Linked DNA regions of Homo sapiens: region 2 is linked to region 1. Evidence: read pairs that join two places in POLR2A ChIA-PET (ENCODE). Cell type or tissue: HepG2. All regions are shown on one strand. Each heading gives the region's core, and the rest is flanking DNA. Links, peaks and the distances in the headings are about the cores only. Region 1 has its middle 23 kb from the start of SERPINB1. Region 2 overlaps SLC22A23 (solute carrier family 22 member 23).

Region 1 (6,714 bases), core at 1,568-4,067:
TTTTGCATTTCCATGTAAATTTTAGATGTAGCTTTTCAGTTTCCACAAGTAGCCTGCTGAGATTCTGACTGGGATTGTATTAATCAACAGATCAATTTGGGGAGAATTCACATGTTAACAGTATTGAATCTTCCAGTCAACAGGCATGGTAATTCTCATCATTTTTGTTTTGTTTTCTTTCCTTTCTTTGAGCTGTTTTGCAGTTTTCAGTGTACAAATCTTACATATATTTTGTCAAACTTTTAATAAGTATCTTATATTGATGCTGGTGCAAGTGATATTTTTAAATTTCAACTTCTGACTGCTCATTGTGAATGTATAGAAATAATGATTCTATGACTGATGTTTTGCATATTGCCCTTTCATCCTGAAACTTTGCTAAGTAGCTTTTTGTATATTCCTTAGGATTTTCTACATAGATTGTCATGTTGTTTATGAATAAAGGCTATTTTAATTCTTTCTATTCAATTTGGGTGCCTTTATTTCTTTCTCTTGCTTTGTGGCACTGGTTAAAACCCCCCCATATGATGTTGAATAGAAGTGATGAGAACAGATATCCTTGCCTTGTTCTCGATCATAGGGTGAAAGTATTCAATCTTTCACCATTAAGTATGTTAGGTTGTAGGTTTTTTGGTAGGTGTTCTTCATCAGGTTTAGGAAGTCCTCTTCTCTTTCTTTCTTTCTTTCTTTTATTTAGAGACAGGGTCTCAGTCTGTCATCCGGGGTGGAATGCAGAAGTGCAATCATAGCTCACTGCAGCCTTGAACTCCTGGGCTCAAGCAGTCCTCCCACATCAAATTCCCAAGTAGGTAGGACTACAGGTGCAGCCACCATGCCAGGCTAATTTTTAAAATTTTTGTAAAGAGAGGGTCTCACTGTGTTGCCCAGGCTGGTCTCCAACTCCTGTCCCCAAGCAATCCTCCTACCTCCACCTCTCAAAGTGCTGAGGTTACAGGTATGAGCCACTAGAAAGAGAAGAGATGCCCTCTCTTCTCTTTCTAGATTGTTGAAAGTAGAGTATTAGTATGAATAGATGTTTAATTTTTGAACACTTCTTCTGTATCCAGATGATCATATTGAGATAGTCATGAACATAGTATTTTGTTTTTAATCTGTCAATATGGTGAATTGCCTTCATTTTTTTTATTGTGCTTTGATTGATTTCTGAGTGTCAAACCAACCTTGCATTCCTGAGGTAAACCCCATTGGATCACCAGGTATTATCTTTTTGTATATTGCTGTGTTTGACTTGCTAAAATCTAACTAATAATTTTTGCATCTGCATCATAATATATCTTAGTGTCTAGTATTCCTTTCTTGTAATGTCTTTGGTTTTGGTATCATGGTAATATTGGCCTTGTATAATTAGTGGGAAGTGTTTCATTCTTTTCAACTTTCTGGGAGAGTTTATATAAAATTATTATTTATTCTTTAAATTTTCAGTAGAATTCAGCAATGAAAGTATCTGGGCCTGGAGTTCTCTTGATGGGAAGATGTTTAGTTACAAATTCAACTCCTTTAATTGATAGTTAGGGTATTGATTTATTTTTAGTGAGCTTTGATAGTTATATTTCAATAAATGTACTCATTCATCAAAGTTGTTGAATTAGTGTTAGTACAAAGTTTGTAATTATATTTTCTTATTGTCTGTAGAATATCTTGTGATGTCCTTTGTTTCATTTCTGATATGTGAAATTTGCGTCTTTTTTTCCTGTTCAATCTGGCTAGAGATTTATCAATTTTATTTCTATTCTTAGAGAACCAGCTTCTAGCTTTGTTGATTTTCTCTATTTTTTTAGTCTGCTTTCTATTTGATTGACTTCAGCTCTTATATTTATTATTTCCTTCTTCTCCTTACTTTGGGATTATTTTTCTTTTCTAACTTCTAAGCATAGAAGCTTAGATCATCAATTTGAGACCTTTCTTTTTTCTATCATAGACATTTGATACTTTAATTTCCCTCTAAGCATTACTTTAGCTGCATACCATGAATTTTGATATGTCATTTTTTTCACTTTAAAAATTAAATTCACTTCAAAGTGCTTTTTGATTTATTTTCATTTCCTCTCCTGTGGGTTACTTTAGAGTGCATTGTTTGGTTTTTACATAGAGGATTTTTCTAGATATCTTTCTGTTACTGATTTCTATTGTAATTCTATTGTGGTCAGAAAAAACTTTTTATGATTTGTATAATTTTAAATGTATTAAGACTCGTTTTGTGGTCCAAAATATGGTGTATCTTGCTCAGTGTCCCATGTACCTTGAGAAAAATGTGTATTCTGCTGTTGTTGGATAGACAGAGTGTTCTATACATGTCAATGAGGTCAATTTGGTTGGTAGTGTTGTTCAAGTCTTCTGTATCTTTACTGATTTTCTGTCTGTTTGTTCTTTCATTTATTGAGAGACATGTACTACAATCTCTTACTATAATAGTGGGTTTATCTGTCTCTTCTTTCAGTTCTTTCAGTTTTTGCTCGATGTATTTTGATCTTTTGTTATGTGCATGGACTAGAATTGGTTTAGGAGGAAGAGAATCTGTAGTTCTTTATAGCTTTGTGGTTGATGAGGATTGGGTGCTGGTGAAGAAGAAGGAGGAATCAAAATAAGTCTGTATTGTCTGGTATCTGTGCATTCAGGTATTTATGTAAGTCATTAGAAAACTAGGGTGCTCAAATTAGGGACAGTCTTAGGGCCAGTGTTTTCTCCAAAGTCTGTGCTTCAGGCCTGTTATTTTGTCATTTTATCCAGAGTGCAGTGCCTTCATTCTGTCTTTCTTGCCACTCATATTTCACTCTCAGATTCTTCATTCCTACAAAGATATAAATGACTAATCTTTACTAAGATGTAAAAGGTGGCTAAAGACCATCATTCCTGTAGTAAGCATTTTTATAGTAAAGAAGACTCAAGATTTTAAGGTAACAGGGTGTAGCTTAGCCATGGAATTTCAGGCATTAGTCAGAGTTACATAAGCAAGATCTCCGGAAGCAGAGGAACTGGACTCCTCCGGGAACAGCTATAGACTATCAACATTTCTTCTTGGCTTAGATGAGCCTGGTTTCAGGTACAATAAACACTCAGTGTTCCCAAATCCTCCAACATTTTTACCACTATAAAAAGGAAACACGCCTTGTTGATTTGTGTTGAAAATTCAAAGGTTATCATAACCTTCCTGCTCTCCAGGAAAATCCAGTTCTGACCAAATCACTTACAGCACATGAACCTGAACGCTGAAAGTTTATTTTTGCTTTCCCCCAGTATAACTGCTTGCTCTGCCACAGACCTCACAGGTGGCATTTTCAAAAATCATTAGGAATTTTGACCCATAATGCTTCAAACTCAAACCAAAGCTGAGACTGCAGAAATAGCAGTAAAATATCCAGCATCTTATCTTATAATTAAGCTTGATGAATCTATCACTTTTTACTTCTGCTGCCTCATAATTCAGGAATGTAAAGGGACTTTATTTTGTGTGGGAGAGAGCAGAATATGGATAGATTTGCTGAAGTTACTGAGACAATGATAAGAGGAGAAATGAAATCAACAAGGAAGCTGTTGCCCGGCAACATGGTTGGTTTCAAAGAGACAGAGCAACCTTCGGTAATAACCATGAGCAATCTATGAAAATAACTCATGAATCCCTGAGTTAGAAAATATATATGTTGTGATTGGGTTAGGCTAAATACTTCCCCCAAAGAACCAAAGCATCTAGCTGTCCCGTTCTGTTCCATAAATATGAACTGTGCTTCCTGCCTAGGATCCCTCCCATTTGGAGTGCAGTCTCTGCCAGCTGGGACATTTTGTGGCTTTTGTATTTTTATATTTTGTTTTTATTACAAACCTGGTCTGTGTGTAATATTTTTACTCAGCACAATGAACTGCAGTGATGTGATGTATCCAAATTATGCCAGATACCTTGTTTTGCCTGCCTGGTGAAGCTTTGCTGGCTTGATCACCAGCATTTGGCCAGTGTGTCCCATCCCTTAACAGGACCATGAACACTAGTGAGGACCACAGGGTGGTATAGCTTGAAGGACCCTTACAGAACATTCTTCATTTTTGCCCATGGGGAATATGGCTTCTATGTCTGATACGCTAACGGCCATCTCCTTTTGCTCTTTGAGTCAACAGCTCCAAATAGAATCTGGTCTTTATGTCATACCCTGCCCTGTCTTTTTCCTCTGTTAAAGGACTCCTTGCCAGCAAGGACTCCACTATACTTATTCCTGGTCCCCAGCCACGAGCACAGTTTCCAGTATTCAGAAACATTAATACGTGGATCTGAGCAACAATCTTCAAGATGCGTAGTAGATTTTGGTCTGCCACAGGCTGCCTTAAGCACATGAAGAAGTGTCACACCTCCCTCACCAGCCTGAGTTATGCTGGGGGCAGTAAAGTGGGTAAGAGCACAGACTTTGCAAAAAACAACTAATGCTGGTGAGGCTGAGGAGAAAAGGGAAAATTTATACACTGCTGGTGAGAATGTGTATTAGTTCAGCCACTGTAGAAAGCAGCTTGGAGACTTCTCAAAGAACCTAAAACAGAACTACCAAGTGACCCAGCAATCCCATTAATGGGTATATACCCAAAGGAAAACAAATCAATCTATAAGACAGACACGTGCTCTCGGATGTTTATTGCAGCACTATTCATAATAGCAACGATATGGATTCAACCCAGGTGCCCATCAACAGTGGATTAGATAATGAAAATATGGTATACACACACCCCAAACCTAAGTATCATGCAATACATTCATGGAACAAACCTGCAGATGCACCCCTGAATCCAAAATAAAATTATTTTTTAAAGGATGAAAATAGATAAGTAAATACAAATTAAAAAAAGAAAAGAGCACAGGCTTTGGGGCCAGACAGTCTATGTTGAACCCTGGCCCTTTGTGACTGTTGGCAACGTGCCTAACATCGTGTGTCTCAGTGTCACCGTCCGTAAAATGAGGACGCAGGTCATACCCAATTCATCAGATTGTTGAGAGGATTAAATACGCTCCTAGAACTTAGAAAAGTTCCTGTCACTTCAGCACTTTGTAGTATGAGATATTATCTTCCTTTTAGAGTTCAATCTATGTCAATGTCATTGTTGATCATGTCAACGCAAAGCCTCCTCAGGGTGACAGATTGGAATTTGGAAGGGCTGTGCTCAAAACTAAAGCCAAAGGAAACAGGGAGTGGGTAGGTTTGGGGGAACACAGGCACCTTTCATTTTCTTTAGGGTTTTTACTTTCCTCCCATGATCCACTTGATTGCTGGCTTGGTGATTCTTAGCAAAATAAATTAAGCAATTGTTTGGCTTTTATTCACTGGGGTTTTCTATGTCAGTGCTGATTTTGACATATAATAAAAGTAAGCTTTTATTTTTTCTAAAAAGTAACAAGCAAAGAGGCCTTCCTGAGAGTTTGACGGATCATCATGACAAAACTGTGGTTCAACTGTTCAGGAAGAGAATGGTTTCCTGCTTAACTGGTGCTGGATTGCTCATATCTAGAAGGGTTTGTTAACATCCAAGAGAAAACAGCAGGCTAGGGAAAGAAAAACCAAAGATGGCTAGAATTTGCTACAAACTCGTATCCACCTAAAAGCCAAATATAGAACTTTAGTCCTAAAGGATTTACTTTCTTCACAAGGGTAGTTGGTCATTCAAAATAGATTGATCATGGACGCCACACACATGTATACACAAAATATAACTAAGAAAATTAAGACAGTATATAGATAAAATTCCTCTACGCTCTTTAGAAGGGGTCTGTGGCCTCTGAGGTGCTGGAAGAATTGGATTTCTTGATCTGGGTGCTGAATACATGGGTGTGTTGATTTTTTTTTTCATTTGTTTGTAAAGAGTTTTCTAAGTTTTGTGAAGTCAAATAAAGGCATTCCCTTACTAGAAAAATGGATGCTTGCAATGATTAAATAAAACAAACATCATCAAAGAGCAAAGAGGGCCCGGTGCAGTGGCTCACGCCTGTAATGCCAGCACTTTGGGAGGCCAAGGTGGGTGGATCACGAGGTCAGGAGATCGAGAACATCCTGGCTAACACAGTATAATCCCATCTCTACTAAAAATACAAAAAATTAGCCGGACATGGTGGCGTGCGCCTGTAGTCCCAGCTACTTGGGAGGCTGAGGCGGGAGAATCGATTGAACCCATGAGGCAGAGATTGCAGTGAGCCAAGGTCAAGCCACTGCACTCCAGCCTTGATGACGGGGCAAGACTCCATCTCAAAAAAAAAAAAAAAAAAAAAGCAACAAAGAGTGTTGTAGTAATGTGTGGAACCCAGTTCCAGGCTTAACTGACCTCCCCAGGGCAAAGTAAGTCACTTCCCACTTTGTGCTGCAAAATGCAGTGGATGTCCCTGCCTCCAGCTTATGGTATTTGTCTCCCCAGATAGATGGCCACCTTCCAAAGGAACCATCTTTTCTTACTCCTATGTTAATCTTCAGCATCTAGGGCAATGAGAGGTGGACAGAGGACTTACCATCTTGGTCCTGGTAAGGCAGCTTCCTGGAATCACAGGACCACAGGGACAAAGGCATCTGAGGGGTCGTTGACACAACCTTCTGTCCCCGATGGCAGGACACAGTGATCGCTTCTCCTGGCACATGTCTCAGGGATACCATGCCTTTCTTATATATTGTGCAATTATTTTATATGGGTAGTAGACAAAATTTATGAAATCAAATCTTTAAATTTCTACTTTAT
Region 2 (6,714 bases), core at 2,249-4,748, 550 kb after region 1:
CACCTTGATGTGACAGGCTGCTGCCTGCGGCTGGCCCTGGGCCCAGTGTGGGCACCTGGCAGTCACGCCCAAACTAGGATGTGGCACCTTCAGCACTAAGGTGCCTGCTTGCAATTCTCCAGAGGACAATGCCACCCCAAAAAGGGAAAAGCACAGCGTTCCAGCCTGGTCCTTCCTGGCTTCAACCGCTGCCACGTTCTGGAGAGAAAAAGGGGTATTTTTCTGGGGTGGTGGTGGGAGCTGCCTCCTTGGCCTCTGCTCAGCCATCTACTACATGGTTACTCCAGTGCCCCTGCCCCCATCCTGGTCCTCTCTTGGGCACTAGCTCTACATTCCAAAAGGAGACAGGACATGGGGCAGAGCCAGGGACTGGCTGACCCTCACAGGCATGAGTTTCCTCTGGGCATGGCAAAGGCATGAAGGACATTCGGGTGTAGTTGGGTGGGCCCCAAACGGTACTGACTTTATCTGACCTGGCCCATGGGCCCACACAACAGAAGGCTCTGGCATGGTCTGACATTTGTGCATCTCACCCAATAGAGCTTTTGCCTTCCCTCTCTCCTGGGGCACTTTCACGAACCTCTTTGGGATGAGTCAAAGGTAATAGAAAGCTCATTATCTGCACACAAATATGCAATATTGTATTGCTTGGAAATGAACACTAACTGTCCTTATGGTGCCACCAAACACTTGTACGGGGTTTCATGGCTTCTAAAACCTCTCCATGCAGGTGAGTGCATTCGATTTTCACGGCAACTAGGTAAGATGTAATAGGCACAATTCCCATGTTACACTTCAAGGAACCAACATCAGCTCTCTACAGTAAATTACTCAAAGTTACAGAGCTAAGAAGGTCTCAACTGTAGGACCTGAACCTTGGTTTTCTGACTCTAGGACAAAGATTTTTTATATTTGTTCCCTCCTTAAAAAAAAATTCATTCCCTTCTTTAAAAAAAAGTGAGGTCACACCATGTGATGAGGTCACACCTGGCCCAGATGCCCTGCTCACACCATGTGATGAGGTCACACAGGAGGCATCTAAATTCAACACAGAGGTGAGGGAGGGCATTGGGAAGTGATCCTATTGCTGTGTTTCCAGGGTCAGCGAGAGGTCTCACGCGTGCAGGGCACAGCTGGAGGGAGCAGTTCGCTCCCAGCTGAGGCAGCCACACAGGAGCAGGAGGCACCTGACAGGAGAAGCGCAGCATGGAGAGTGGCAGGAGATGAGCTACTGTTGTCCACCATCCGGGACGTGCAGGTTAAGACTTGGAATCTGGCCTGGGGACAGTCAGAGCAGCTGAGTGGACATGAAGCTGAAGAGTGAGGCATAGGTTTGGGTTTGGAAAGCTCACTCTGGCGGTGTGGTGGAGAGGGGGTAGGGGGACGGCAAAAAAGTGCAGAGGTCCCTGGAATGATCTGAGCCCCAGGGAGCCAAGGGGACATTAAAGGGCCGAGGGAATGAGGCACAGGTGTCTGCTGTATAGTTTATTAACCAATAAACTGCCCTATGGCTGGGCGCAGTGGCTCACGCCTGTAATCCCAACACTTTGGGAGGCCAAGGCAGGCAGATTACCTGAGGTCAGGAGTTGGAGATCAATCTGGTCAACATGGTGAAACCCCGTCTCTACTAAAAATACAAAAAAATTTAGCTGGGCATGGTGGCACGCACCTGTAGTCCCAGCTACCAGGGAGGCTGAGACAGGAGAATCACTTGAACCCGGGAGGTGGAGGTTGCAGTGAGCCAAGATCACGCCACTGCACTCCAGCCTGGGTGACAGAGCGAGATCCTGTCTCGAAAAAACAAACAAACAAACAAAATAAACCGCCCTAGCTCCAGACGGACATGACCTCTGTTCTTTGTTTAATTTGGGGAAACACAGGAGTAGACTACAGTGAAGCTGCTTTGACACAGAACAGAATTTCCTAAAATACTGGCTTGTAGATGCGGTTCAGGCAGGCACTTGGTCTGGCTGAGCCTGAGTGAGTGAGTGCTACCATTTAGGTGCTGGAGATGGAGCAGTGGGCGGACCTGATGCCCTTGCGTAGCACAGTCTCTATTTCATAGTGTTTCTGGCAAAGAGCTAACACTAAAGAAAGCAAATTAGACCTATAACTCTGGAAATGATCCTCTTGGATTTTCCAGGAGAATCCTACTAAAAAATATTTTTTTCTGTTGTTCCTATAGACAAGGGCTGAACCATATGTTCAGTCTTTTCTCCTAAAAATTTTAAAACATTTAAAAAACAGTCATCATGCCCTTAATGCATGCATCCTTAACCTTAAGTCTACTGGAAACAGCAGCAGCAGAAGGAAAAAGGAAAGCAGAAAACTTTATCTTCTGGCCGACATACTTTGCTAACCAAAGACTTGTTAGTTTCTTGTCTGTTCTTCACTTAATTTCTCTCTGGCTCCTTTAATTTGCCACAGTGATGATGCTGCATCGGAGTGTGCATGTCATCATGCACCAGCAGAAGACACAGTGGAAGGTCCATGGGTGTCAGCATCAGAAAGAGAAGGGTATGGCTGGGCGCGGTGGCTCACGCCTGTAATCCCAGCACTTTGGGAGGCCAAGGCAGGTGGATTACAAGGTCAGGAGATCGAGACCACCCTGGCTAACATGGTGAAACCCTGTCTCTACTAAAAATACAAAAAAAATTTAGCTGGGCATGGTGGCATGCACCTGTAGTCCCAGCTACTAGGAAGGCTGAGGCAGGAGAATTGCTTGAACCCGGGAGGTGGAAGTTGCAGTGAGCCGAGATCACACCACTGCACTCCAGCCTGGGTGACAGAGCAAGACTCTGTCTCAAAAAAAAAAAAAAAAAAAAAAAAAGAAAGAAAGAAAGAAAGAGAAGGGTATGAGGTATGATGTCACTACGTTAGGGCTGTGTAGTCTTGGTCCACCTTGTGAGCCATGGTATTCTCCTCTGTTAAATGGTGTTAATTATTTAACTCGCTGTGTTGTGGGGAGATGGGTTAATACAAGCTCAGTCCCTAGCACAGTTCCTGACTCAACAAATCACTTCTTCCTTTATTAGTATTATTACTACCAGTAGTATATGCAAACTAACTTTTCCTGAGTTATTGCTATTCAAGCTATCTCATGTGGACAATACTTCTATGCGATCTATGTAATTGCTGAAGTTCACAAAACTTCACAGACCACTCTCATAAGCTAAACATCAGTCCAAAATATCAGCCTCAGAGAGCGACTTAAAGCACAGAGCTTAATAATTCACCTCCCGACCTCATCCCCAGCAGAAGCCACCATGAACCTTGGACAGGCAGGATCCTAGCAATGGTGGGTAAGACCTAGTTCAAGCAAGTGACCTCTGTCTCCTACCCCATCCTCCACTCAAAATGAAAACTTAGTTGATATTTGTCAGTGTTACTCAACTCCCCTGGCAGAAATCATTTTCCTCCAGAAGGAAGGACAGGGGGGATTAACACCAGGTCTTAGGCAGTGAGCAGATGAACAAGAACTTACTTATATGCAAACATGGCAATCAATCATTGCAAGCACCCCACCAACTCCTGACGAGATGCCTTCTGTCTCCACTAAACATCTGCTAGCAAACCTTTAGAGGGAAGTGTGTGTGTATTTTAAAGGAAATGCGAAATGCTCTTTTCCCTGGAGCTTTCTGCTTCCCTGAGGTTATAACTGCATTAGTGGCAAGAGCATCAGTCTCATGGCCCAGAGAAGGTCAAAGTACATTTCCAAAACAGTCCAGAAATCAAATTTTTGAGGCAGGATAAAGGGTCAGTCTGGTTCAGTTAGTTGGGTATTCAAAGCCTATTCTTTGGCCATCATTGAAAACATCTCTGTCTTTTTGCTTGTGATTAACTGTGTAATGGGAAATGTCTATTCCAATATGCCATCATCTTGGGCGTTAGCAAGCTGGCTGTGACGGCACCTACAGGGTTGTTCTCCCATTGCCTTAGGAACAGGCTTCTGCAGTACCTGTATCTCATTCCTTGGCAGCCTGGTCGTGACTGAGATGCATCTGGGTCTCAGAGAGTGCATAGCAGGGGCCAGGCAGCTACTCTATGACTTTACAGTCCGGAGAGGAAAACACTCATGTTCCCATCACAGATGAGGAGCCTGAGGGACGTAAGTTAGGTTGCCCAAAGTCACACAGCTCATAGTGGTGGTAGAAGGGCTTACAGTGAATTCTAGGTGAGGTTTTCCAGTGGCTTCTATGTGGAAGAACTCCTAACTATTTGTTAGCACTTAAAGACTAGTCACATGAAATAAAAGAGGAACCAGCCTCCATCAATGCACCCAGTGACCCCAACTGGGACTCAAATCAGTAATAACATTTCCTTCTGCTTAGTACAGGGAAAAACCCCGACACTGGACTCTGTGCTTTTCTCACTGGGTCAAGTCTCATTTTCCTGAACACTGAGTCCTCTCTGCTGTCTCAGCCTCATTCAGAAATGTCCATCTCTCTGCGTCTTCACCAGCGGACCGAGAGACCCAGCACCCATCACTGGACTTGAGCAAGGTCAAGGTGACTGAAGGCAGAGAGCAAAGGAGGGTGGCCTTGGGCTGGGAAGTCACAACCACTCACTTCCCACCCTTTTGGACAAATGCTGCTTTCTGGAAACAGAAGGTTTATTTGAATCCTTGGTCCTACATGACAAAGGGCTTGATGGCATCTGCATCTTGGGGATACGTTCCCCTCTCCAGCCCCTCACACCCTGCTCTTCCACATGGTCCCAGTGCTGGCAAGGATGTAGGCCAGGCTTCCCCGCGAGGCCCTTGCACCCCATGCTCAACCCGAGCTGCTCCTTGGCCATGTAATTTTCAACCTGGGATCCATGAATGTGTTCAGGGATACGGGAGGCCTCTGTAACTTTATGTGAAACTCTATGCATGTGTGCATGTGTGTGTAAGAGATATGCGCTTTTCCAGGGGAAGGACCCGTAGCTGCCATCAAATTCTGGAAGGGGGTCTCTGACCCAAAAATATTCATAAGATTCAGAAGTACTGCCTTAGAAGGGGCTTTCGCTTCTGTCAAATTGGCCACATTTCAACATAAAGTGGGTCAGAGTGATGAAAAACTGAAAAAGTTAAGGATGGGCAATTTAATTTGTAAGATTTCAGGGAAATTAAAACAAATCCTCCAATGCAATAAGTTATGCACACACACACACAAATCCAATAGAATGGGGAATCATTAGCTGTGAAAGGGATGGGGGTGGGCAAGAACAGTATGAGTGAGGAAAGACAGCCAAGATTAGTAGAGATGCCAAACAGGAGAGGAAGTCCAATCAGGCCAGGCAGCGGCGTCCTCTTTCCAAGATGTGAGTTGCCAGGAAGGTGGGTTCGTTATGCAGCTTGTTTAGGCTGTGCACCAGTTCCTATTTTTACTTAAACCTATAAAAATGACTATATGGCAAGGAAGAACCCGCTGACACACCAGAATTGCTCAGAGTGATGAGCTAATTAAAATTCAATGGTCTTTCCCAGAGATGGCTCTATTTTTAACCTAATTCTGACTGTCACTATTGTGTGAGGTTTACTTTTTTTTTTTTTATGAAAATACTTTTTCCCTTCTTAATATTCTCATGAATAATTTAGCCCAGCTGATAATTCCTCTAGTCTTCTTCTAGCATTTCGTCTAAAGATGTGGTGACATTCCTGGGCAGAAGGGAACTGGTAAAAACCATGTGAATTCTTGTCCCCTGCTCGCCCAGTTAAATCTAAAGGGTTAAAAAAAATGGTGGCACAAAAAGGACTACAGCCTGAGCATTCTAAAGGTCACTCTAAAGGTCACCATCACCTCCTTATAATTTTTCTCCAACCCTTCAAGGTAGTAGTATCCACATCCACAAATGTTTTCTAAAAGTCCATGGATAACTGATTAGAAGTAATGGAATAGGCCGGGCACGGTGGCTCACACCTGTAATCCCAGCACTTCGGGAGGCCAAGGCGGGTGGATCACCTGAACTGAAGAGTTCGAGACCAGCCTGGCCAACATGGTGAAACCCCATCTCTACTAAAAATACAAAAATTAGCCGGGCGTGGTGGCGTGCACCTGTAATCCCAGCTACTTAGGAGGCTGAGGCAGGAGAATGGCTTCAATCTGGGAGGTGGAGGTTGCAGTGAGCCAAGATTGTGCCACTGCATGCCAGCCTGGGTGACAGAGTGAGACTCCATCTCAAAAAAAAAAAAAGTAATGGAATAAACAAATGTTTAGGTTCTTATTTATAGGGACCCTGGACTAGTCCATACAAGCATTTTAACCCAAAAACTGTTGAAATGCTTCATGCTTAGAATGTGTGTGCACACGCACATGTAAACATGGCTTCAGTTTTAGAAATGGTTTTCAATGAATCTCAAGCACGACTATTTTTTCTTGTGAAAATTTCCCTTACATTTAGGTATATCTCCACATTCAAGAGAAAAAATAATAAACAAAAACTCAGTATGCTGTAACCACAATTAAGATTTGTTGAGCATCACCCTTCTCTTTTTGGAGGAAGCGGCAAATTATAAGAAAATAGATCCAATTTTATCAGGATGACTATAAGAAAATCGGCTACAATAGACTTTGCTGAATTTCACTTTTTGGAATATACATTTCCATTAAAAAATTCCTGGTTGGGAATTTTTTTTCCCTAAATTTATTTTTTCCTTGGATTTTCTTTCAAAAAACAAAAAGAGGTTAGCCATACGTAGGAAGGCAAAAACCCTTTTAAGAATTATGCTTC

Evidence for each region. Peaks named below come from ENCODE experiments on the same cell type or tissue, not always from the same donor. Only the 100,000 strongest peaks of a DNase experiment are listed, where the experiment ranks them.
Region 2: POLR2A ChIA-PET joins it to region 1 with 6 read pairs; 1 of 35 experiments calls an interaction of 5 or more read pairs at or near these places.

Annotation. Positions count from the first base shown.
Region 1 is chr6:2,815,162-2,821,875 of GRCh38, forward strand. No RefSeq gene overlaps it. Among named protein-coding and RNA genes, the nearest start is that of SERPINB1, 23 kb to the right of the region's middle. In HepG2, for the core only: no CTCF peak of the experiment used is centred there; a DNase peak (open chromatin) is centred at 2,974; H3K4me3 peaks cover 519 bases.
Region 2 is chr6:3,363,528-3,370,241 of GRCh38, forward strand. The region is part of intron 3 of SLC22A23 (solute carrier family 22 member 23); the gene reads right to left. Among named protein-coding and RNA genes, the nearest start is that of SLC22A23, 90 kb to the right of the region's middle. RefSeq lists enhancers at 737-1,237, 1,238-1,738. In HepG2, for the core only: no CTCF peak of the experiment used is centred there; a DNase peak (open chromatin) is centred at 3,264.